Linked DNA regions of Homo sapiens: all the other regions are linked to region 3. Evidence: chromatin loops called from intact Hi-C (ENCODE). Cell type or tissue: ovary. All regions are shown on one strand. Links, peaks and the distances in the headings refer to the core of each region. The heading gives the core; the rest is flanking DNA. Region 1 overlaps EBF1 (EBF transcription factor 1). Region 2 has its middle 140 kb from the start of CLINT1. Region 3 overlaps CLINT1 (clathrin interactor 1). Region 4 has its middle 90 kb from the start of CLINT1.

Evidence for each region. A loop is a pair of places that touch in the nucleus more often than their neighbours do. Peaks named below come from ENCODE experiments on the same cell type or tissue, not always from the same donor. Only the 100,000 strongest peaks of a DNase experiment are listed, where the experiment ranks them.
Region 1: it touches region 3 in a loop (2.7-fold over the local background); 8 of 110 quality-filtered maps call a loop at or near these places.
Region 2: it touches region 3 in a loop (4-fold over the local background); 82 of 110 quality-filtered maps call a loop at or near these places.
Region 4: a loop joins it to region 3, with 2.6 times the contacts of the local background. A loop is called at or near these places in 73 of 110 quality-filtered maps.

Annotation. Positions count from the first base shown.
Region 1 is chr5:158,698,223-158,704,420 of GRCh38, reverse strand. It overlaps EBF1 (EBF transcription factor 1), which reads left to right. Exons shown (of 16, transcript NM_024007.5): 16 at 5,279-6,198. The coding sequence ends at 5,310. Among named protein-coding and RNA genes, the nearest start is that of LINC02227, 290 kb to the right of the region's middle. RefSeq lists an enhancer at 5,996-6,198. In ovary, for the core only: no CTCF peak of the experiment used is centred there; a DNase peak (open chromatin) is centred at 2,782; H3K27ac peaks cover 402 bases.
Region 2 is chr5:157,992,059-157,998,256 of GRCh38, reverse strand. No RefSeq gene overlaps it. Among named protein-coding and RNA genes, the nearest start is that of CLINT1, 140 kb to the right of the region's middle. In ovary, for the core only: a CTCF peak has its summit at 3,179 (motif pointing right); a DNase peak (open chromatin) is centred at 3,186.
Region 3 is chr5:157,818,120-157,824,317 of GRCh38, reverse strand. The region is part of intron 1 of CLINT1 (clathrin interactor 1); the gene reads left to right. Among named protein-coding and RNA genes, the nearest start is that of CLINT1, 38 kb to the left of the region's middle. In ovary, for the core only: a CTCF peak has its summit at 3,476; no DNase peak of the experiment used is centred there; H3K27ac peaks cover 1,081 bases.
Region 4 is chr5:157,946,013-157,952,210 of GRCh38, reverse strand. No RefSeq gene overlaps it. Among named protein-coding and RNA genes, the nearest start is that of CLINT1, 90 kb to the right of the region's middle. RefSeq lists enhancers at 3,116-3,410, 6,027-6,198. In ovary, for the core only: a CTCF peak has its summit at 3,269 (motif pointing right); a DNase peak (open chromatin) is centred at 3,220.

The DNA.
Region 1 (6,198 bases), core at 380-5,379, 880 kb before region 3:
GCCATTTAAGTGTTTTCAAGGCCTATTTACCTCCAACTACCACTCTGTTAACTGTGCATGGTTCTGTTTTTTAAAGCCGACTCCTAAAAGACCTCTTCCCCAGCAGCACTCCCTTAGTCTCCTCCGGTTACTACACGCATATTTATTCCCCAAGAACTAAGCACGGCCATGTCACATGGTGGTGATAATGGTGAACACAGCCACTGACTAGGAGGGCTTATTCCCAGCCTGGCTCCCAACCACCCTTAAGGTAGCTTGTCTGTTGTCCCTGTTATACAGATGCAGAAACTGAGACTGAAGCTAAGGTGGCTTGTCCCCATTTACACAACTAGCAAACAAGGAAGCCTGGGCTTTAAGCCCAGACAGATTGACTGGACTATGTTAAGCCCCTATGCTATATTACATTTCTATATTCAAGTCACTAGGTTAGGCACAAGAGGGCTACAAAATCCTGCCCTCAAAATCTTTCCCTGTATTAGGGGAGACATGACACCAAAGTAAATAAGGAAGATCTGTCTGGGAAAGGCTGGGCACCCAGCTGTGGAAGTACAGAGGAAGGAAAGATGAAGGAGAATTCAGAACAGGCTCAAGGAGGAACAAGTGGGATTCAGGGCCAGGGAGATGGGGGCAAGGGGCACTTTCAGCAGAAAGACTGAGGACAACCTTAGCCAAGAAGCAGAGACAGACATGTCCTGGATAACATGCGGTGACCAGTAGGATTCACAGATTCTATCATGATTCCAGCTGGCTTTGTCTCCCAGGTAGATAAAACGTTTGAAAAGTTACCATATATCTGAGGGTTTTTTTTTTTTTTTTTTGAAAAAGCAACTCTAGTCTCAACTTCTGGAGCCTCACAAAATGTCCTGTTAAAAAATAAAAATATGGTAGTCAAAAACATTTAGAATGTGGTGCTCCCTGGATCACTATCTTGGAGATCCACAATTAAAGTCTCTGGGGCATCCTGCAGTTAAATAAAAATGACTATTTCATTTAGTTTGGCAAACTTGTTTGCCTACAGAGTCCTTTTCTGCATGTTAAGAACACTTAATGTCATATGAAAAACTTTGGAAAATGCAACTATATTTTGGATTTAAAGAGAAAAATGCAGAGATACCTCTTTCTATTCTTATGCAGGTGAAGTAATTGATAAATCCTGGTCCCAGACTACCTAACTGTGTCTGTTTTCCAGAGCCAAAGACTTGAGTCACCAACTATGCTCAGTCTTTGTCCATGGAGATGTCCTCTCCTTTCTCCTGAAGCTTATGCTGCTTAGAGCTTGGGTTTCAGGCAATTTAGGCCTCAGAGGACTTCATTTATTCAAGACAGAGGCATCCCCAAGAAGGCTGTTACATGCCATTGGAACCCCCGCTGATGTAGTGATTCTAAACCTTAGCCATGTCCTGGACAGTCTACGCATGAAAAATTAAAAACAAAAAGGCCAGAGTAATTTCACAAAAGTAGTATCCATATACTGATGTTTTTTCTTTTCCACCTTGCTGAAGCTCAGGCTGGCTCTTCTCAACCCTAGATATCATGCAGCCCAGGACCAAATCCTATGGAATCGTCATTTTTTCCATGCACATATTCAGTCGGTGCAAGATTTACCCACTCACTTACCCCCCTGTTCCTGATTAGCTCATAATTCTTTTTTTTTTTTTTTTTTTTTTTTTTTTTTTTGAGAAGGAGTCTCCCTCTGTAGCCCAGGCTGGAGTGCAGTGGCGCGATCTCGGCTCACTGCAAGCTCTGCCTCCCAGGTTCATGCCATTCTCCTGCCTCAGCCTCCTGAGTGATTAGCTCATAATTCTTACACATGTGGTGGTTTGGGTACGACCACATTCCACCCTCTCACTCCAAACCCTCCCAGCTCTGCAGAACTTTGTTTTGTCTTTGTTTTTATCAAAAATATGGAAACGGTAATGAAAAATGCATTGCCTCTCAAAGCAATAGTTTTCTGAGCTTCTGTCAGAGAACATGATCATCCAGCTGCTGGGGAAAATGGCAGAGCCACCATGGTCTTGTGATGTCTTGGCACATGGTGCTGAGAGGGTGGTGTCCTCATGGGAATCTTTATGCACTCCACTTGGGCAAGTTAGCATGCCAATGGCATTGCTGGAACATTCCAAGCTCCAGACACCCATCCCTCTCACCCACATAATCTTCAGATTGCAGCACAGATATAAGAAAAACAACTCCTAAAACTCAAGATCTTCAGGCAGTTTTGCAGTGGAGTTTCTCTATTAAAAGGGCCTCTTTGGAGGTATCTAGGCTCAGAGGCCACAGGCAGGGATCTTTTCCCATAATTTACTCAACCGCAAGGGTTCTGCCCTTGGAGTTTAGGAAGTCATGATTGGGATTTAGAGAACAGTAATGCTTTGATATTACATGCAAAATTCTGGGTGTAGGCAACATGGGCCTTAGAATGTTCCAGAAATGCTGTGGCATGCTGTCTTGCCCAAGTAGGGTACATGAAGATTCCCCATGAGGATACTCAGCACTGTGTGCCAAGACATCACAACCTCTTTTGAAGAGAGGTTCCATAGCTCCCATTAGACTCTCAGAGAAGTCTGTCGGCTGATGAAGGCGAGGTAGGAAAGTAGGAGTGGGCCAAACCCACCCCCTAGACCCATATATTTGTTTTTAATTTCAATTTTGTGCTATCATGTATAAACTTGGCTATTTCTTTTTTTAAAAAAACAAAGTCTAAATCTCTAGCTTCTCTTGAAACATTTGAGAAGATCAGTGGCTGTGAGCAGGCATTCCTGCCCAGTGGCATTTGGTGGGAGCTGAGTCACTGCCCAGGCATGCCCTTGGCATCATCACCTCCATCCTCACTTACGCACCCAGGGGATTCACTCACTGCTGTTCGCAGCCTGGGCTCTTGGGATGCTGGAGTTTGCAGCCCCAATGGTCCAAAATAAAAAGCGCTGTTAACTATGAACTGGTACATCAGTTAGCTTTGCTTTAGAACTTTTAATGTGGCCCTAAGTGGAGGCTTAATCTAGTTGATCTAACACACTATTTGGGTACCAAAAGCCTGCTTAGATTTTTTTTTTTTTTTTAATTCTGGCCATTCAAATGGGATGTTTTCACAGACCAGCTAATAAATGTTGGCTGGACCCACCAACCAAATTAGCTTTTTCCTTTGCTTTGAATCATATTGATACTGCCTGAGTTGTGTGACTATACTATAGGGAACTGCTCTTTAATGCCAGGCACGCAGAATAGATTTTGGTGGAAAGCGAAAGTAGACTTGCACCTTTTGCCACAGGCTTAAAACTCCCGCTGTCTTTAATAAAGGTGCCTGGACCCACCTCCAGCCCAGATGAAAAGATCCTTGGGGAGGCAGAGCCATGCTGGGCTGTCACACAGCAAAGACTCCCCTGCGCCTCCTTGCCTTTGGAGTGATAGCATCTCGAATTCTCCAGTTAAGGCTTGGATTGAAATACTGAGCTCCTGGTTTCAGTCAAACCTAGGGCTCACTTGAATCTTAGGGGGACTGCATTTCCAACTGATCTCAAGTCTTTGGGGGTTTAAGTTGGTCTGCGTTTGGCAAAAGACAACTTCCTGTTTCTAAGAAAAAAAGGCTTATGAGGGCTTACAGAAAGGACTCCAGGAGCTTTTGGGCTGCAAAAAGGCTCTTGCAAAACAACATTTGGATGATTTACGTGTAAATGAATCAGAAACATGTGGATTGAATTTCCTTGTGAATACAGATGGGTTTAAAAATTAACGGAAAAAGTGTTTGGCAAAATACTTTTTGGGTTTCATTTTAATTGAATCTAAAATACCAGGGGTGGGGGTGGGGAAGCCGGAGGAACGTGGGGGTCTTGGGGCTAAGAGCCCAGGGTGGCCTCCCTGTGTCCACTTGCAGGATTTGTGGTACTGGGGTTCGCTTTTTTTTTTTTTTTTAAAGGCACATTCTTCCAGAATAGTAAACTAAGAGGGCCACTTCCTAGACACAGTCATCACTGACAAGAACACTAATTAATTTACGTTTAGATTTGCCATAAAAAGAAAGCAATGACTCTCTCTGCCTGACAAGACACTTAACCGTGATTGGGAGCCAAAGACGGCTGCCCCTTGCTTGTAATGTCAGCATCTCTCTCACTTTGACATGTTTCAAAGGTGCCACCCTGTTTTAATTTTCTTAGTTATCCTTTTATTCTTCCCAGCAATCACACAAAGTGTGCCACATGGGATGGTGCCTATTTGACATAAGAGCAAATACACCTCAGAAAAGTTAAGCAATTAACACAAGGTCACACAGCTAGTTTAGTAGCAGAAGTGATGGGTTAAAAATCCCAGCAGCTAACGTCTATCAGGTCCTCACTAGGAGCTGAACCCAGGCTAAGCACTTTGCATGTGTCATTTTATTCACCTCTCCAATAACCCTAAGTGTTGCTGTGATTCTAGCTACAGAAGCTGAGCTTCACAGCAGAAAAGCCAGAGGTGGGACTCAGGCCTATCTGATTCTGTGTTCTCTAAATACCACTATCTGCGACCTCCTAGCTTTGAATGCTTTCAACAATTTTTGGTTACCTCAAACAGGCTTCTTTTTTCCCAGGATCTCACTCCAGCTTCCCCAGGCTACAGTTTTCTAGGAAATATGGTCAGATCATTCCCGAAACGTTGAGTGAAGCCGTGATATGGAAGACATTCTGCAGTTTCATGCAAACCTGTCTTCTCCTCCCAGCTATGCTTTCTCCCAACTTTATGTTCCCAGTGAACAAGGCCTGCTGTAGCTGGCATTTCCTTCTCCCAGCTTAAGGACCTAAGCAAAGGCACTCAAGATTTCTGCTCTGTGGCTTAGTTTTTGTGCTAATACAGAGGATAGGGAATGCCAAGTTTTTTGTAGAAACTGCTTGCAGTTTGGATGGACCACTTCTTTATATTTTGGGTGTGAAGGGGAGGGAAAAAAGAGTGACAAAGTGAAAATTCTCACTATTTTGCAAGGTTCGAAGCTGCAACTTTCCCAGTGGTATTCAAACTATGCAACTTTCCAGTTATGCCTTAAAATTGAAATCAGATTTGGAGAGATGTTTAGGATATTTTGTTCTGTTAAAGACACATACCCATGCTGATTTATTATAATTTTTAATAAAGCACATGTATATTTTATAACGAAAATTCATTCCAGAGAAGATGAGAGCAAATTTGTGGCTAATAGTCGAACAACATAGTTGTGTGTGGGTGTTTTTTTTTTTTTAGTCTTCATTATTTTTCTCAGTGAGAAGTTTGAACGCAAAGAAACCATTGACTTCTGTCTTTTCTTTCATAGCGATATCTGGCATGATTGTTCCTCCTATGTGAAAGAATTGCCTTGAAGAATTGTATTAATGAAGAGGTTGGATTCTGCTACAGAGAGTAATCTGATACAAGTCCCAGAGTGGAACTTTTAACTCAGGCCTTTTTAAGAGGAATCACAATAACTGCAGATTTTTAAACAAACAAAATCACCGACCTTGCAAATACTGAAATTGGAAGAGGGATCTGCAAGTGCAGGGTGTTGGTTAAAGTTGTACCTCCCAAGTATTTGGGGGATATATTTATTCTGTATTGACAAAAGCAAATCCACTTTTTCTTTTTCTTTTTTTTTTTTAAGCTTAATTCTGCAATCATTTGTCTTTTATAAACCGTAAAGCTCTATACAAGGGACACTATAAATAAGACTCCATGTTTTAATTTATGATGTTTTTAAAGCTGTGTAAAGGAAGAATGAAGTGGTGATATTTACAAAAAAGTAAAAAAAAAAAAAAAGAAAAAAAGGAAAAAAAAAAAAGCTTGTATGGGACAGAATAGGAATGCCAGTTAGATTTTTTAGAAAAACTAAGGGTCGGCTTTTGCGCCTTAAAGCATATCAAATGGTAGTTAGCTCAGACAGTGCATTTTCAATATCTAACTTAACATGCCACCCCTTAGCAGTGCAAGCTTATTTATCTCTTTTGTATTGTTGTCTTAAGCAACTGTGTAAATAAATGCAGCCTGGAAAGTTAAAACGCGATGTAAGTGATCACATTTTTCCCTCTACTCGAAAATCCAGTGCCTCTAGACAGATTGTTAAAACTGCATATTTAAATCTGATCTCATTCTCTCCTTTTACTTAAGTCAGTTTCTTCTGAAGCCGATGGCCTCTCGAGAGCTTGGTGGCACACATACTGTGTGAGAATCTCCTTTGAGACTTCATGGAACAGGGTCCAG
Region 2 (6,198 bases), core at 612-5,611, 170 kb before region 3:
TAGACAGTAAAGTTCATTGTTTCACTCAAAACAGGGGTTCGTTAAACTCTCCTGCCTACTTTTGTATGTAAAACATGAGTCATGAAGCACTGTATTAGTCTGTTCTCACACTGCCATGACGAAATATCTGAGACCGGGTAATTTATAAAGGAAGAAGGTTTGATTGACTCACAGTTCCACATTGCTGGGGAAGCCTCGGGAAACTTACAGTCATGGCGGAGGGCAAAGGAGAAGCTGGAACCTTCCTCACTGGGCGGCAGGACAGAGTGAATGCAAGCAGGGGAAACGCCAGACGCTTATAAAACCATCAGATCTCCTAAGAACTCACTCACTATCACGAGAACAGCATAGGGGAACCGCCCCCAAGATTCAATTACCTCCACCTGCTCCCAACCTTGACAGGTGGAGATTATGGGGATTACAATTCAAGATGAGATTTCGGTAGGGACACAAAGCCTAACCATGTCAACTGCCATAAATAAAATGATTGTTTTGTAAAATGTGGATGTGCTCATATGTGTGTTAGTGACATGTATGTGCACATGTCTGGGTATATGCATATGATCACGTGCGTGATTGTATATGTGTGCACTTGTGTGTATGTGAGCAAGAGTGCACATCTGTACAAAAGAATATTTACCAAAGGGTTCGAAGTGCCTTTTTCTCAGCAAGGTGGGGTCGGATAGTGGTGAAGAGCACAGGTTTTAGAGTCAGATTGCCTGAGTTCGAATTCAAGCTCTTACAAATCTTAGGTGGAGCTGGACTTTCATCTTAGGAAATTTACTCAACCCCTTTGTGCCTCAACTTCCCCACCTGTAAAATATGAATGATAGTAGAAACTACTTCCTTGGGGTATTAGTAAAGTATGAATGTGTTTAGAACAGTGTTTTGTGCTGTTTTCACTATTATTTTTAGAATGTAACGTCGTGGATAATTTTAATGTCTTCTTTACCCCTTTCATTATTGTCTGAACTTTTTTTTACCGTGACTTTATAATCTGAAAACAAGAGCTTTTTAAAAAATTTTAGCAAACTAGGGAAAGATGAAGGAAGAAAGGAAGGGAGAAGGGAAAGAAAAGATTTGTTCTCTTGGGCTAATTTCATTTCCTCTACAGCTGAACTGTATGCCTTCATTGGATCATTTTAATTGCTATTATTTGAAGAAGACTTGAGGAGATATTTTTCCCAGAACATGAACATTTCTTTATAATGCAAATAGTTTTTCCGTAATTTCCCCGAATTATAGGAAATTCGGGGATCGGAAATTTCTTTTTTTTCTCTTAAGATGGAGTCTCACTCTGTCCCCCAGGCTGGAGTGCAGTGGCGTGATCTCGACTCACTGCAACCTCTACCTCCTGGGTTCAAGCAATTCTTCTCCCTCAGCCTCCTGAATAGCTGGGATTATAGGCGCACACCACCACACCCAGCTAATTTTTGTATCTTTAGTAGAGACGGGGTTTTACCATGTTGGCCAGGCTGGTCTTTAACTCCTGACCTCAAGTGATCTGCCCGCCTTGGCCTCCCGAAGTGCTGAGATTACAGGCGTGAGCCACCATGCCCAGCCATGATTGGAAATTTCTTAAAAGCAGGGTGATCACGACTGCACATCAAGACAATGGTAATATTTTTTCTTTTCCTATTTTTTATTTTGATAATTTTTAAATACATAGAAATTGAAAGAATAGTACAATGAATACCTCTATAGCCACCACTTAATTTCAATAATGGTTAACATTTTGCTGTATTTGTACTCTGTCTCTTAACACACATATACATATACATGAAGTAAAGAGGCCTTAGCCATGCAGCCTACTGTCAGATGGTCCAAAAATTAACGATTTTATGTCTACATGCACATATATCTGTAAACACATACAGATATATATACACAAACATTGCACATGAGGGAGCATGATAAGATTTTTAAAAATAGTGAATTTAAACAAAGAGTATTTGGGTATTCTCCAAACTATACTTGCAATTTTTTTGCAAGCTTGAAATTACTTCAAAGTAAATAATTCCAAAATAAGTCTATAGAGACAGGAAGGTAGTAGGAGTAGAAATGAAACAAGATGGCTCATCAGATCATTATTGAATCTGAGTGATGGGTGCATGGGGTTGTAGTGAGTGCTAAAAGCTCTTAAACTTTCACATTGTGGTTGTGTCATTGATATACACATACAGATAATACTTTTTTTTCCTGAACCAACTAAGTTGCGGCAGATATCATCCAACTTTGCCCATAAACCCTTCAGCATGACTAGCTAAAGAATAAGCACATTCCCCTAGATGGCTACAATAGTATTAGAGAATGTAAGTTACCTTCTCACATCAGTAAACATTGCCATGCAACTATTTATTCATTCCACAAGTATTTATTGAAGACTTACTCAACTAGACAGTGAGCTAGACTGATGAGCAAAACAAATATGGTTTCTGCCTTTATGGAATGAGAGAGACCAACATTTAGAAACAGAAAAACAGATCACTATATAGTGACAAATGTGGATTCTGCCATAGAGTGCCATTGTGTATCTACCTCAAACTTACTTTTGATCAGTACCACTACTAATAGTGATGGCTAGCACTGATTGACATAGCAATTAGGAGATTTCCAGTTGCAAGCAACAGAAACCTAACTGAAACCAGCTTAAGAGAAAAAGTTATTTATTGGCTCAGTCTAAGCCCAAACCGAAGCAGGAGCTTAAATGATGGTTCCCATCACATCTCCAGACCCCACCTTCCTCCTCAGTATTGATTTAAATTCTCAGGAAGCCTCCCTTCGTGTGGCCAAAGAGATGGAGACTGGCAGTCCAAGTATAAAAGGACATTATAACTCCAAATCCCAGGTAAAAAGATGCTCTGTCTCCTAAGGTCCCTGTACCAATGCTTAGGGAAGACCTGACTTGCCCAGACTGGGTCATGTGCCCTTTCTGAGCCAATCCCTGAGGCCAAGAGGTGTTGGATGGTCAAAAGTCATTGGGCCATCCCATGGCAGTGTCTGAAATCCTGTCCCTCCAAAGGTCCTGAAAATCTGAAGAGGACCTGAGGTGCTGGAGGCCTTCATAATACATCGCATACTCCCAGCCAAATGGAAGAAGGAGGCAAGGACTTCCACATTCCCACTTGGTCTATGTCTTAACAGGCCGATTCCACCAGAGGTCAGGGCAGAGCACGACATGGAACGGCCCTGGGGCTGGCTCTTCAACTCCAAATCAGCAGCTCTCACCAGCGGTCCCTGAAAACACCAGGAGCTGCAAGCCGCCAGAAAGAAAACCTGGGTGCAGCACGGAACTGCTGTCTGCTTCAGAACTGGCTCTCAAAAGGCACAGGTCTAAACAGGCAGGATGAGGAAAGTGATTTTGAAAACACTGTATTTTGTAGCTGCAAATCGTACAAAGTGGGCCCCCGAATCGTACAAAGTTATATACAAAATGTACCAACACAGAAGCCACCAGAAAAACAGGATTCTCATCTCTGCTTCCACCTGTCTCTCTACATGGACCTTCTACCACCCTTCTGCCTGCTCATTCAGACTCAACCGCACTGATTGCCTTTCTGCTCCTGGAACATGTCCAGCTTATTCCCACCTCGGAGCCTTTGCACTTGCAGTATCCCCTGCGTGGAAAGTCCTCTTTCTACACCTCTACCTATCGGGCTCCTTTCTCCCAATGTTAGCGCCCCACCTAAAGTAATGCCCCACCCAGTAGGACTAACACATCACCCTGTTTATTTCCTTCATATCATTTATCACCCTCTTAGATTTCCCACAACCCACAACAAAGCACAACAAACTCAGAGACTTGGTTTTGTGGTTTCCCCAGCCCCTAGAACTGTGCCTCCTCAGAGAGTTTAATAAGGGCTCAGTAAACATTTGTTGAATGAACAAACAAATGAATAACCCCCAATTTTCCACATCTAAAATGCGATGGTTAGATTATATGATGTTAATAATGGCTAATATGTACTGAATGTGTATTGCGGGTTGGGCACATTGTTGAGGGCTGTGGGTAGCACTGTAGATTATTTACTTTATATTATTTCAGCCATAACAAGACCTCAAATATTCTCAGGACCTCAAACATTTAAAGTGATGTTTCTGATGCCAAAATTCCTCTCTTAGCAATTTATTTCTTTGGCTTAATTTGGAATCTTTCAAAATACCTTTTATTGCAAGAACAGGAATCATAAAGTCATCTCTCATCCCAAGTGAGTTAGAAGTTTATAACAATAGATGACACATTTCTCTTTGTTAAAGTATTCCAGCCAATAATTAAAGAAGGGATGATAGATTTATTAATTTGCCTTTTTTTTTTTTTTTTTTTTTTTTTTTTTGGAGATGGAGTCTTGCTCTGTCGCCCAGGCTAGAGTGCAGTGGCACGATCTCGGTTCACTGCAAGCTCTGCCTCTTGGGGTCAAGCAATTCTCCTGCCTCAACCTCCCAAGTAGCTGGGACTACAGGCGCATGCCTCCATGCCCAGCTAATTTTTGTATTCTTAGTAGAGATAGGGTTTCACCGTGTTGCCCAGGCTGGTCTCAAACTCCTGACCTCAGGCAATCTGCCCGCCTCGGCCTCCCAAAGTGCTAGGATTACAGGCATGAGCCACAGCACCTGGCCTTATTTTGCTATTTGTATTAGTCAGGGTTCTCCAGAGAAACAAAGCAAATAGGATATATGTAGATCTATAGAAAGAGATTTATTATGAGGGATTAGCTCACATGATTATGAAGGCTGAGAAGTTCTATAAATTGCCATCTGCAAACTGGAGGCCCAGGGAAGCAAGCAGTATAGTTCTAGTTCAAGCCTGAAGGCCTGGGAGCCAGAAAGCCAATGGTATAAGCTCCAGTCTGAGTGCCAAGGTCCAAAAACAGGAAGTAGGAGATCTGATGGTGAAAATCCCTGCCTGAGTTTAAAGGCTTAAGAACAAGGAGCTCCAATGTCGCAGAGCAAGAGCACTGGATGTCCCAAATCAAGCAGATAGATTGAATTCACAATTCCCCTGCCTTTTTGTTCTATTCAGGCCCTCACCGGATAGGATATTGCCCACCCACATGAGGGAGGGGGATCTTCTTTACTCAGTGCTATGGTCTGAATGTGACAACCCCTCCAAAATCCAGGGGTTGTCAAGGTAATAGTATTAAAAGACGGGCCTCTAACAGGTGATTACACCACGAGGGCTGCTCTCATGTGAAAGAAATAAAGGCCCTTATGAAAAAAGGCTTTTTATGGCATTTGTCTAGGTCTTTAGCTTGCTCGTTAGCTTTTTTGCCATGCAAGGACACAGCATTCCACCTGTCTAGAGGACGCAGCCTCACCAAACATCCTCAACTGCCAGAGCCTTGGTCTTCAACTTTCCATCCTCCAGAACTATGAGAAATAAATGTCTGTTCTTTATAAATTACCCAGTCTCAGGTATTTTGGCCAGGTGCGACAGCCTCTGCCTGGGATTACATCCCAGCACTTTGGGAGGCCAAGGTGGGAGGATTGCTTGAGCCCTGGAGTTCGAGACCAGCCTGGGCAATGTAATGAGACCCCCCCCTGCCGCCATCTCTATTAAAAAAAAAAAAAAAATAGGCCAGGTGCGGTGGCTCACACCTGTAATCCCAGCACTTTGGGAGGCCAAGGCAGGCAATCCCTTGAGGTCAGGAGTTCAAGACCAGCCTGGCCAACATGGTGAAACCCCATCTCTACTAAAAATACAAAAATTAGTCCAGCATGGTGGCACGCAACTGTAATCCCAGCTACTTGGGAGGCTGAGGCAGGAGAATCACTTGAACCAGGGAGGTGAGGCGTAGGTTGTGGTGAGCTCAGATCGCACCATTGCACTCCAGCTTGAGCAACAAGAGCAAAACTCTCTCTCAAAAACAAATAAATAAATAAATAAATACAAAAATAAAAATAAAAAATTACCCAGTCTCAGGTATTTTGTTGTAGCAGCACAAACAGACTAAAACACTCAATCTACTAGTTCAAATGCTAATCTCTTCCAGAAATGCTCACACAGATACATGCAGAAATAATATGTACCAGCTATTGGGGCATCCCTTAGCCCAGTCAAGGTGGCACCTAAAATTAACCATCATGTTACCGATCATGATTTAATAGATCTAGGAAATTAGAATGAAAGTCTGCTAACATCACAAGAAGAGAGCTCATCAGACATCATGTGGCTCCTAATAAAAGAGCAGAACACCACCT
Region 3 (6,198 bases), core at 682-5,681:
GAAATATAACTTGATATTAAAATACGAGTATTGAACCTATAAAATGTTCAACTTGCAAACAAGGGTAATGTGGTGGAGGCTATCCCCTGATAAAAAATGAATATCACAAGGTTCATTATCTAGCTTCTAGAGTTATTCTTAAAACTATTTATCTAATGTTATGGATGGAAACATAAAAAGAAAGACCAAATGTTTCTGGTTTAAGACTTTTGTTACCTGAGGAAACTGTCTTCTGCAGCAGTGGTCTCTAACCTTTTTGGCACCAGGGATCAGTTTTGTGGAAGACAATTTTTGCACAGACCAGGGGTTGGGGAGGATAGTTTCCGGATGAAACTGTTCCATCTCAGACCATCAGGCATTAGATTCTCATAAGGAGTACACAGCCTAGGTCCCTCACATGCACAGTTCACAACAGGGTTCACGCTCCTAAGGCCACCACTGATCTGACAGGAGGCAGAGCTCAGGCAGTGACGCTCGCTCGCCACTGCTCATGTCCTGCCATGCAGCCCCATTCCCAACAGGCCGGTCCGCAACTCCGGGGGTTGGGTACCCCTATTCTACAATGTTAATTTTATGGGTGTTTTATGTTAAAAAAATTATTAAGAAGATTTATACTTAATAAGAGCATTTAATTTATAAAAGTATCTTTTCTGAAACCTTTGTGGCATTGAGGATAAAAGGTGACTTTTAAATACAGATTTTGATGTCAAGAATTATTCATCCCTAACAGTTTTAAAAAATCATATTAATTCCAAAATTGGGTACTTAAATTGTTCTCTGTGGTTTTGCATACATAGCACTTGGTGTACATATTTTAGTCTGTATGTATATATTTTAGTTACTGTTTGCTGCACTTATTAACCTGATAAAACAAGATATTGGAAGTACAGATAATATTCATGTGGTCTACCATGATGTTTACTTGCCTATAAATAGTTAAAATGTAGCTAATGATGATACAGTACTTATATTTTTAATGGCCTTTAGTAGTTTAACCTTGGTTACAATATAATACTTTGAAAAAATTTGGAAAATACAGGAGAGTATTAATATAAAGAAAAACATTATTTAAAACTGTTGCTTGGAACTAAGTTATGTTTATTTCTGTCTCCAGATGTTTCTGTCTTTTAAATTATCTTAGTATGGGTGTGTGTATGCATGCGTACGTCAGAACACATTTAGAGGTCTCAAATAAAAGATTGCCTGATCTCAGGATGAGTGAAATCTTGACAATAAGCTTAAAACAAAGAGAAACCATATAAAAAATATAGATTCATTTGACTTCAGTTTTTTTTTAAAGGAATAAAATTTAAAAGGCAAACTGGGAAAAATACTTCTCAATCTGTTTCACTTTACTCCTTATTCCTTTGTTAGCAGTTAGTACCACATTATACCTATACTTTACCTTTTCTCTTGGTGTATAGTTTTGTTTTAGCAAAGCATATTCTTGAACTTTTAAGAGGAAAAAATACCAACAAGGACTGCTCAAGTTTTTTCTTGTTAATTATTTTACTGATGATTCTTAATGTAGATAAGAAGTATTGACTGCCTGTAAGTAAAAGCCTCATTTTAGCTTTTAATCAATTCTACCTCTAAAAACTGGACTGAAACTTACCAAGTAAAATAATTTGATATTATCTGAATGTCAAGTAGTCAAATAAGCAGAAAATGGAGAATAAAGAGGAGGGCTACGATGAACACTAATAATTTACAAACTGAATAGTTGACCCTTGACTAACTGAATACTGGCTGTGTTTACATAGCTCTAGAAGCATGTGTTAGTCCATTTTCATGCTGCTGATAAAGGCATACCCAAGACTGGGAAGAAAAAGAGGTTTAATTGGACACAGTTCCACATGGCTGGGGAGGCCCCAGAATCATGGCGGGAGGTGAAAGGCACTTTTTACATGGCAGCAGCAAGGGAAAATGAGGAAGAGGCAAAAGCAGAAACCCCTGATAAGACCATGAGATCTTGGGAGGGATAGCATTACATATGCCTCATGTAAATGACGAGTTAACGGTTGCAGCATACAAACATGGCACATGTATACACCTGCACGTTGTGCACATGTACCCTAGAACTTAAAGTATAAAAAAAAAAAAAAGACCATCAAATCTTGTGAGACTTACTCACTACCACTAGAACAGTATGAGGGAAACCGCCCTCATGATTCAAATTATCTCCCAACAGGTCCCTCCCACAACACGTGGGAATTATGAGAGTACAATTCAAGATGAGATTTGGGTGGGGACACAGCCAAACCATATCAAAGCATGTGTGCAAAACTTGAGGATGGTAACTTCTCGCAGTTGGCACTAAAGATCTAGTGAGTCAGTGTTGCTGAGTTGTGCAGAGTGAAGTTGCTGGAGTGTTCTGAGAAGCAAATGTGAAAATGAGTAAAAGCACTTTGGAAACAACAAACAGTTTCATAAACAATAATGATTGTGTCTATGGATTTTATTCTTGTATTCTTCATTCTTTGGTGATTCCTTCCATCTTTCATTCCCTCTCTTAACTTTCTTTTTGGCCTAATATTAGAGTCCGTTAAGATTTGGTATTGTTAGCCAGTTATACTGCTGAACTACCCAGTAGTTGTAACTGTTACATTTAAACAGTGTGATCCTAGTAATTACCTATCTTTATCAGGACAGAGAAACCTACTCTTCAAGTCACTCATTTTCAAGACTCTTGTTTTAAGCAAAGAGAAAGTTAATATGTTGAGTAAGCCTAGATAGAACACATGTGAGAAGGGCTCATTTTGTACTTTCTGGTGACTATTAGATTGTTCTGAAAATTACAGATACTATTTAAACTAGTGAAGAAATGTAAAAATTACAGCAACATTTTTTTTCCTGGTTTATGTTCTCTTGTGAAACAGCAGCATTTCTTAAAGTTATTTTTCTTCTTTTACTTTCCCTCCATTATTACATCTCATGTCTGTTTATGTTTGCAGAAATTAAATACAGATAAAAATCTGGAAATAAAAGGTAGTTATTGATGGTGACAGCAGAAATGTTAAAAATCATTAGATATTTTGTGGGTCAAGTTTTCTTTTGGTATTACTGTCAGACTGGTTTAAAATAATATACAGAAAATTTTTTTGGTGTTATCAAAGTATTCTTGGTTACCTTTAAGTGTTATAATGATAATTACATGAAAGGAAATGTAAGTAGAAAAGCCTGTATCCAAAGACTTTGAGCCTTCAACAGAAGGTCATAATAATGGTTGCCGGTACTTTAAAAAAAACAACAACTAAGTGTAAAGAGATAATTTTTTAAAATTTCAAGTTAGGAATCTCAATTTAGGATTGGTGAAAGTCCGTAAGTCACTTGTTTGACTGTAGTGTTAGTTTAAATGGTATGAAATTTATTGGGGAGGGGCGGTGTCTTTTTCTGTAATTTTGTTTGCAGATCAAATTCTAGACCTTTGTCTGGATTGTTGTGTGTGTGTTTAAGAAACCGTTGAGAGTGCCCCCTCTAGCGTCTGTGATATATTCTTAAAACATTTGTGTCAGAAGTTTTCAGAATTAAACTAGCCATTTTTTTCCTTTCAAATCTGGACATAATTTTTATTTTTATTTTTAACACGGAGGGATTGTTTTCTTTTTTAAAAAAGGTCACTGGAATTATGGGTAGGGCATAGATTGAGGGCAGTAGAAAACATGAGAAAGGAAGGATTAAAATGCCATTTCTACCTTTTTAGAAATAGTTATTTTTAAATGACCTGGAATAAGGCCAAACCATACAGTGTTGTTTTTAGTTTACATTTGTTTCTGAATTAGTTGAAGCTTAAAATACTTTGTCTTGGAATTCTTTATGCCATCAAATCTCATCTTGAGGGGGTTCTTTGCAGTTTCTGAAAGCAACAGCTTCATTGGAAAATAGCTTTTTTTGGGGGAGGGGAGTGGGAGACAGGGTCTTGTTCTCTGTAGCCTCAACCTCCTGGGCTTATGCAGTCCTCCCACCTCAGCGTCCTGAGAAGCTGGGACCACAGGTACACGCTACCACGCCCAGCAAATTTTTGTATTTTTTGTAGTGATGGAGTTTTGCCATGTTGGCCAGGCTGGTATCGAACTTCTAGGCTCAAGCAATCCACCTGCCTCATCCTCCCAAAGTGCTGGGGATTACAGATAGGAGCCACTGCACCTGGCCTGGAAAATAACTTCTAATAGATCTGGTTTCTTTGTGTAAGCGTTCTGTTATTTTTTTGTTTTATGTTTGCCATATCCTCCTGTGGATATACTTAATAACTATATTGTAAGTATGTTCTGATGGCTCCCATTGTTTTTCAACCAAAGAAATGAGGAGATTCTTAGATTATTGGCTCTCTGCCACCTCTCCCTCTAAACACAGCACTCACACAGGCCTTCAGCTAAGAATCTTGTGAAGGGTTACGGAAACAGAACCTTTCTTATTTGACCCATGGGCCTTTGTCGCTTGAACAAGGAAAGCAGTGTTCTGAAATCTACAGCATTTATGAAGGCTCTGGTAAAAATATTTCATGTACATGGACTGGAGATTAACTTCTTTCATCTTGTTCTCCAACAAATTAAACAATGCAAAGAGATTTCAAGTGCATTCTTGGTAATGAAATGCTTGGGTGAATTATAATCCTAATTGCTATTGTTCATTTTCACAGCTGCATTTTGACACTTTTAACTGCCTAAGCCACGCATTCTTCAGCCACCAGGATAAACAAAAGCATTCTGAAATTCATCATTTTGTGGCATCTTAAATTGTGAATCTGTTATTGGCTGCCTTAGTTTTATTTTGGTTCCATGGTTGATAAAATTAGGAGGAAAATTGTTCTTCTACATTTATACATAAAACTGTTGCAATAGAAGCATTACTGGATTTTAACGAAAATGTATTCCTTAGTGGTCTTAACATTTTTAAGGGGGGGTGGGCAGTGGAGATTGTGGATTTATTTTAGTCCTGGGGAAGGAATTTATATTTATTTTGTCACATTAATTGATATCTTAGGAGGCAGCTTTCTCCAAGATTTGAAAGAAAATAATAGGATTTTGCTTTTCTTCCATAGTAGAACAGTGTTCTGAATTTAAATCTGAAAGCCAGATTGATTCAGTTTTTTGGCAAGTCACACTTAAATGCATAATTGTTCCTTTAAAATTTGACCCAAACCTGTTTGTTGGTTTGTTCTTTAAACATGAAGAAATTGAAGTGTTTGTAATAAATTTGAAATTTATATTTAAGAGATTTGAGTGCCAATTTCAACCAAACCTTCCTTATTTTAAAAATAGAAGTTTTTGATGACTGAAAAACCATATAGCAAAAGTGGGGTATATGCATGTAATAGTTAACCAAATTCTGATTTTTCACTATTTCTAAGACTTAATGCTAAGTGGAAGAATTGAATTACCATATTCACAGACACCTGTTATAACAATTATTTGGTAATAATTGGAGCTTTCGATGTCAAATGAATACTACTATAGGATGTCACATTTTTGCAGTCTTTATTCTCAAAATGTCTTTGAATTCTTAAATTCATATAAGCATGAGAAATTCCATTTTAACCAAATATTTTGCCATCTCATGTCTTAATCTGATTTTTTCCGAAGTGAATTCTTTCATATAAAAATATTACATAATGTTTTGAAATACTCCTAATAGATGGTTATTTTATATATATTTCCTTTTGTTTTTTGGAGACAGGGTCTTGCTGTATTGCCCAGGCTGGGGTACAGTTGGGCGGTCATGGCTCCCTGAAGCCTTGACCTACTGGAATCAAACAATCTTCCCACCTCAGCCTCCCTAGTAGCTGGGACTACAGGTGCATGCCAACATGTCTGGCTAATTTTTAATTTTTTTTTTTTTTTTTTTTTTTTTAGAGACCAGGTCTCACTGTGTTGCCCAGGCTGGTGTTGGTTATTATATTTGATAGTAATAATAGCTAACATATATTGAGTACTTTCTATATGTCAGACACTGTGCTAAATAAACACCATTTGCTGTGCTAGCCTTTGAGGTAGTATTCTTATTTATTGGTTGAGGAAACTGAGATTAAGATAATTAAAATAATTTTGTCAAAGGTCACATAGTAAGTGATTGGAATCAGATCTTTCTGACTCCTGAGGCCCACGTTCTTGATCATTGCTGAAGACCTAAGGGAAAGTTAAGTGTCCATCGTACAATCTCCTGATGGAATATTATGCAGCCAGTAAAAGTGAGGGTTAC
Region 4 (6,198 bases), core at 396-5,395, 130 kb before region 3:
GGCAATAGAAAGGACCAAATAATTTGTACACACAACAGCATGGGCAAATCTCAGAAACATTACGTTGAGTAAAAGAAGCCTTACAGAAAAACTACACACTGAAGTTTACATGAAGTTCTATAATAGGAAAAACTAATCTATGCTGAAAACAATTAGGACATAGCTACTCTTGGCACACTGCCTATGGGTTAGCCCCACGCTGAGAGGAGAGGAGAGGAGAAGAGAAGGGAGGGGAGGGGAGGGGAGGGGAGAGGAGAGGAGGGGAGGGGAGGGAAAGGGAAGGGGAAGTGAAGAAAAGGAGCTTGGATTGCACAGGTGAATGCATTTGTCAGAACCCATGAAATGGCCCATAAAATTTGTGTGTTTCATCATAAGTAAATCTTACCTCAAAAGAAAGAAAGTAAACCAATATTGAATTTTAACAACGTGCATGATGAAGTATTTAGGGAAAACTACATGATGTCTACAACCTACTCTGAAATACATCAAAAAATAAGATGGAGAAAGAGAGGAATGGATAGACAGGTAATAAAGCAAGTGTCATAGAATGTTAATTGTATAATCTACGTAGTAGGTATATGGGTATTTGCTGTAAAATTCTTTTTTTTTTTTTTTTTGAGATGGAGTTTCGCTCTTGTTGCCCAAGCTGGGGTGCAATGGCACAATGTTGGCTCACTGCAACCTCCACCTCCCTGGTTCAAGCAATTCTGCCTTAGCCTCCCGAGTAGCTGGGATTACAGGCATGCCTCACCAGGCCCGGCTATTCTTTTGTGTTTTTAGTAGAAACGGGGTTTCTCCATGTTAGCCAGCTGGTCTTGAACGCCTGATTTCAGGTAATCCGCCCACCTTGGCCTCCCAAAGTGCTAGGATTACAGGCGTGAGCCACAGCACCTCGCCTTGCTGTAAAATTCTTTCAAATGTTCTGTATGTTTGAAAATTGTCCTAAAATGTGAGGGGGGGAAAGTGTTTTTTTAAGGTAGAAAATAGGGAAATCTTTAAAAGCTCAAAGAAAATAAGACTCTCCCAAAACCTAACAAAAACTGCCCAATAATAAAAACTTAACATTTTAATGACTTGCTTTCATCCCTTTTTCTATATTTATGAATGTGGAGGGAAGTTTTTTTTTTTTTTATTTGAGACAGAGTCTTACTCTGTAGCCCAGGCTGGAGTGCAGTGATGTGATCTCAGCCCACTGCAAGCTACGCCTCCCGGGTTCACGCCATTCTCCTGCCTCAGCCTCCCAAGTAGCTGGGACTACAGGTTCTTGCCACCATGCCCGGCTAATTTTTTGTATTTTTAGTAGAGAGGGTTTTCACCGTGTTAGCCTGGTTGGTTTCAATCTCCTGACCTCATGATCCTCCCACCTCGGCCTCCCAAAGTGCTGGAATTACAGGCATGAGCCACCGCGCCCGGCCTTGTTTTATTTTTTGAGATGGAGATGGAGTCTCACTCTGGTAACCAGAATGGAGTACAGTGGCAAAATCTCGGCTCACTTCAACCTCTACCTCCCAGGTTCAAGTGATCCTCCTGCTCAGCCTCCCGAGTAGCTGGGCTTACAGGTGCCCACCACCTGCCCAGCTAATCTTTGTATTTTTAATAGAGACCAGGTTTTGCCATGTTGGCCAGGCTGGTCTCAAACTCCTGACCTCAAGTATCTGTCCGCCTTGGCCCCCCCAAAGTGATGGGATTACAGCCACCGTGCCCAGCCAAATTTGAGTGTTTTATAAAATTAGTATCAAACAGATCAATATCACCATTTTATGAAGTGGCATTTTAACCACGGCATTTTCCCAATTCATTAAATATTCTTCAAGTATATTGTGCTATAATTTACTTCAATATATTTTGGCTATTTTAGGATTTTTCTACACTGTAAATAACACTTTGATGACCGTCCATGCACAGATAAATATGCATTTTACCTAAGGACATGAAGCTACCTAATGCCTTTACCAAAAGAAAATACTTTTCACGACAGTATCGCATTGGCCGGGCATGGTGGCTCACACCTGTAATGCCAGCACTTTGGTTTGAGGGTTTAACAAGACAGCACATGGGAAGAGCCTAGCACCGTATCTGGCACATAGCTAACTCTCAATACCTGGTAGCTACCATTGTTTCACCCAGCCAAGGTACTTGTGCACTGTGACAGCTAGTTGAGGATATCTCTGGCAAAGGAACTATTCAGGGAGACACAGCAAGAACCATCGACATAAGAAGAACTATGTCTAATTTGACATAATATCACCACTACTTACACAGTTTCAGTCATGTAAGAGGTGCTCAATAAAAGTAAGCTGAATAAATGAGTGAAGGAATGAATATATAAATGAGAGAGTGGCCACCTGGCTTTAATTCATTTAGGCATGAAGCCAGCCTCAACCTCCCTTGTAAGTTTTTCTTGCCTCTGTCCCTCTAGAAGCAGCTGAACACATCTCTCCTTGGTTAGCAGAAATTGTATGATACATCTCAACTGGGAACCAGGAGTTCAAAGTCCAGCTCTATCTCTAAATAGCTGTGTGTCTTTGGACCAAACATTGATAACACCATCCCCATTAGTTAATTAGACTATTAAAATAGTTTCTGAGGAAGAAAAGGGACAGAGCGTGTCATTATGGCCCTTGTTCAGATGAGGAAACTGAGGCCCAGGGAAGTGAAATAATTTGTTCAAATTCCCTCCTCTAGACCAAACACGGTGGCTCACGCCTGTAATCCCAGCATTTTGGGAGATCGAGGAGAGGGGACTGCTTGAGCTCGCAAGTTCGAGACCAGCCAGGGCAACAAGGCAAGCATCCCCCCCGACTCCTATCTCCCTCACCCCCATCTCTACCCAAAAAAATTAAAAATTAGCAGAGCAGGGTGGCAGGCGCCTGTGTAGTCCCAGCTACTCGGAAAGCTGAGGTGGGAGGATCGCTTGGAGCCCAGGATTTGGAGGCTGCAGTGAGCTGTGATCACACCACTGCTCTCGTGACAGAGCAACACCCTGTATCAAAACAAAACAAACCAAAATAAAACAAAACAAATTCTCTCCTCCAGACCAGGAGGCAGTCAGGTAGATTTCCCCCACATGTCATCCAGCTTTAAGGATCTTATTGCAAGATTTCTTCCAATCACTTCCAGGTTGCAAACGGGTTTCCCCATAGCAGCATTTTTCACACTACTTTCTTCTGGGCTCGCTCTCCTCCCTGCTCGCTTCCCCAAAGCCCGCTCAGCTAGACTGAGCTAGGGATTTTTGACAGCAGAGGGGGCTGCTGAGACACACTGAGTTTTCTCCAAATAAGGAAGAGCATTGTGCCTGCGGGCTGAGAGGCAGTTTGATGATCATTCCATGGTGAGTTCTGCAAAGACTCTTAGGTCGCAGTAGTACAAAATATAATCCAGGAGGAACATGTGCTCGAGTCCTAGCTCTGCCAATAATAACATGTCACCCCAGGAAAGTCCCATCCTTGAAATGTAAAAATGTTTTAGCTCAGGAGTTCTCAAACCTGGCCGCACATCAGAAACCCCTGGGCTACTTACTAAAAATACAAAATCCGGGGCCTCCGTCCCAGATCTATTAAACTAGAATCCCCAGGGTGGGAACCTGGAAATCTGTAATTTTATAATTTAAGATCGCAGAAGTTTCTAATGAACAGATATGTTTGGGAAACACTTAACTAGATAAACTCAAAGGTTCTTTTTCTCTCTTTTTTTTTTTTTTTTTTTTTTGGGACGGAGTCTCACTCTGTCGCCCAGGCTGGAGTGCAGTGGTGCAACCTCCGCTCACTGCAATCTCCCCCTTCCGGGTTCAAGCGATTCTCCTGCCTCAGTCTCCCAAGTAGCTGGGATTACAGACGTGCACCACCACACCTGGCTAATTTTTTTATTTTTAATAGAGACGGGATTTCGCCAGGTTGGCCACGCTGACCTCAAGTGATCCGCCTGCCTCGGCCTCCCAAAGTGCTGGGATTACAGGCATGAGCCACCCGTGCCCGGCAAAAGGTTCTTTTTTTTTTTTTTCATTCTAAGATTGAAAACTCAAACTCTGTAGACCTCTCTCCCATTCCCATAAAATACTACTGCTTTTGTTTCTGGTTTGTTGGTAGTGACTGCCTGGGGAACTGTCTTAAGTAGGATTTGAAGGCAGTGCTGTCCTGTAGAAATACAACTTGAGCCACGAATGCAAGCCACATATAGAATTTTACATTTTCTAGTAATCACTTTTTTGAAAGTGAAATAAATATATAAAATTAATCTTAATAACATTTGGTTTAACCCAGTATATCCAAACTATTATCATTTCAAGTTGTAATCAATACAAAAAATTATTAATGAGATATTTTACATTCTTTTCTTGTGTGCCAGGTCTTCATAATCTGGTATGTATTTTACCTGTGTAGCATACCTGAATTTGGACTAACCACATTTCAAATGCTCAGTAGCTACATGTGACCTGTGGTTACCATATTAGCACTGTTAAGCAATATTGATAGGACAGGGCAATCATCAATTAGCAGTGGCCATGATAAGCAGAGAATTGGAGTGAAGGTACTTGTGCCATATAGTTGTCATCAGCAATGCCAAATAACCTAATTTCTAGTTCTCTACAGATCAGGCAAAAAGAAAAAACTCAGAGGTAACTCAGCCTCGGACTCGTTATACATTGGGGGTGGGGCAGGGGGAACACAGGAAATTCACACAAGGAGTATTAGGAACACCGCAACTGAATATGACATACTTAAAATAAGTAAAACCAAGATTTAGCCAGAACTAGCAGTAGTAGGCTCAAGCATGGCACTTGAGAATATATATTGTATTCATTCTACGAAAATAATCTTCCTGGCCAGCCGTGGTGACTCATGCCTATAATCCCGGAACTTTGGGAAGCCGAGGTGGGAGGATCACTCGAGACCAGGAGTCTGAGAACGGCCTGGGTGACATGGAGAAACCCTCTCTCTACAAAAAATACAAAAATTAGCCAGGCATGGTGGTACATGCTCTAGTCCCAACTACTAAGAAGGCTGAGGTAGGAGGATTGCCCTCAGGTTGATCCAAAGCCCAGCAGTCTGAGGCTGCAGTGAGCCGTGATCATCATGCCACTGCACTCCAGCCTGGGAGACAGAGTGAGATCCTATCTCAGACAAAAAAAGGAAGGAGGTTGGTGTGTGGTGGCTCACGCCTGTAATCCCAGAAATTTGGGAGGCCGAGGCAGGGGGATCACCTGAGGTCACGAGTTCAAGACCAGCCTGGCCAACATAGTGAAACCCCGTCTCTACTAAAAATACAAAAATTAGACGGGCATAGTCGCGCATGCCTGTAATCCCAGCTACTCAGGAGGCTGAGGCAGGAGAATCGCTTGAACCCAGGAGACAGAGGTTGCACTGAGTCGAGATGGTGCCACTAAACTCCAGCCTGGGTGAAAGAGTAACACTCCGTCTCAAAAAAAAAAGGAGAAAAAAAAAAGAAAATAGATGGGCACAGTGGCTCACACCTGTGATCTCAACACTTTCAAAGGCTGAAGCGGACAAATCACTTAAGGTCAAGAATTCAAGATCAGCCTGGCCAACATGGCAAAACACAGTCTCTAAAAAGAAAATAGGCCAGACACGGTGGCTCACGCCTGTAATCCCAGTACTTTGGGAGGCCAAGGAGGGTGGATCACCTGTCAGGAGTTCGAGACCAGCCTGGCCAACATGATGAAACCTGTCTCTACTAAAAATACAAAAATTACCTGGGTGTGATGGCGGGTACCTGTAATCCCAGCTACTAGGAAGGCTGAGGCAGGAGAATCGCTTCAACCTGGGAGGCGGAGGTTGTAGTGAGCCAAGATCGCGTCATTGCACTCCAGTCTGGGCGACAAGAGCGAGACTCCATCTCAAAAAATAATTAAGGCTGGACGCAGCGGCTCACACCTGTAATCCCAGCACTTTGAGAGGCTGAGGCGGGTGGATCACGAGGTCAGGAGTTCAAGACCCACCTGGCCAACATAGTGAAACCCCGTCTCTACTAAAAATACAAAAATTAGGTGGGTGTGGTGGCCTGCACCTGTAGTCTCAGCTACTCGGGAGGCTGAGGCAGGAGAATCACTTGAACCCGGGAGGTAGAGGTTGCAGTGAGCCAAGACCATGCCACTGCACTCCAGACTGGGTGACAGAGCAAGACTCTGTCTAAAAAATAAATAAATAAAATAAAAAAATAAAAATGAATTAATTAAAATTA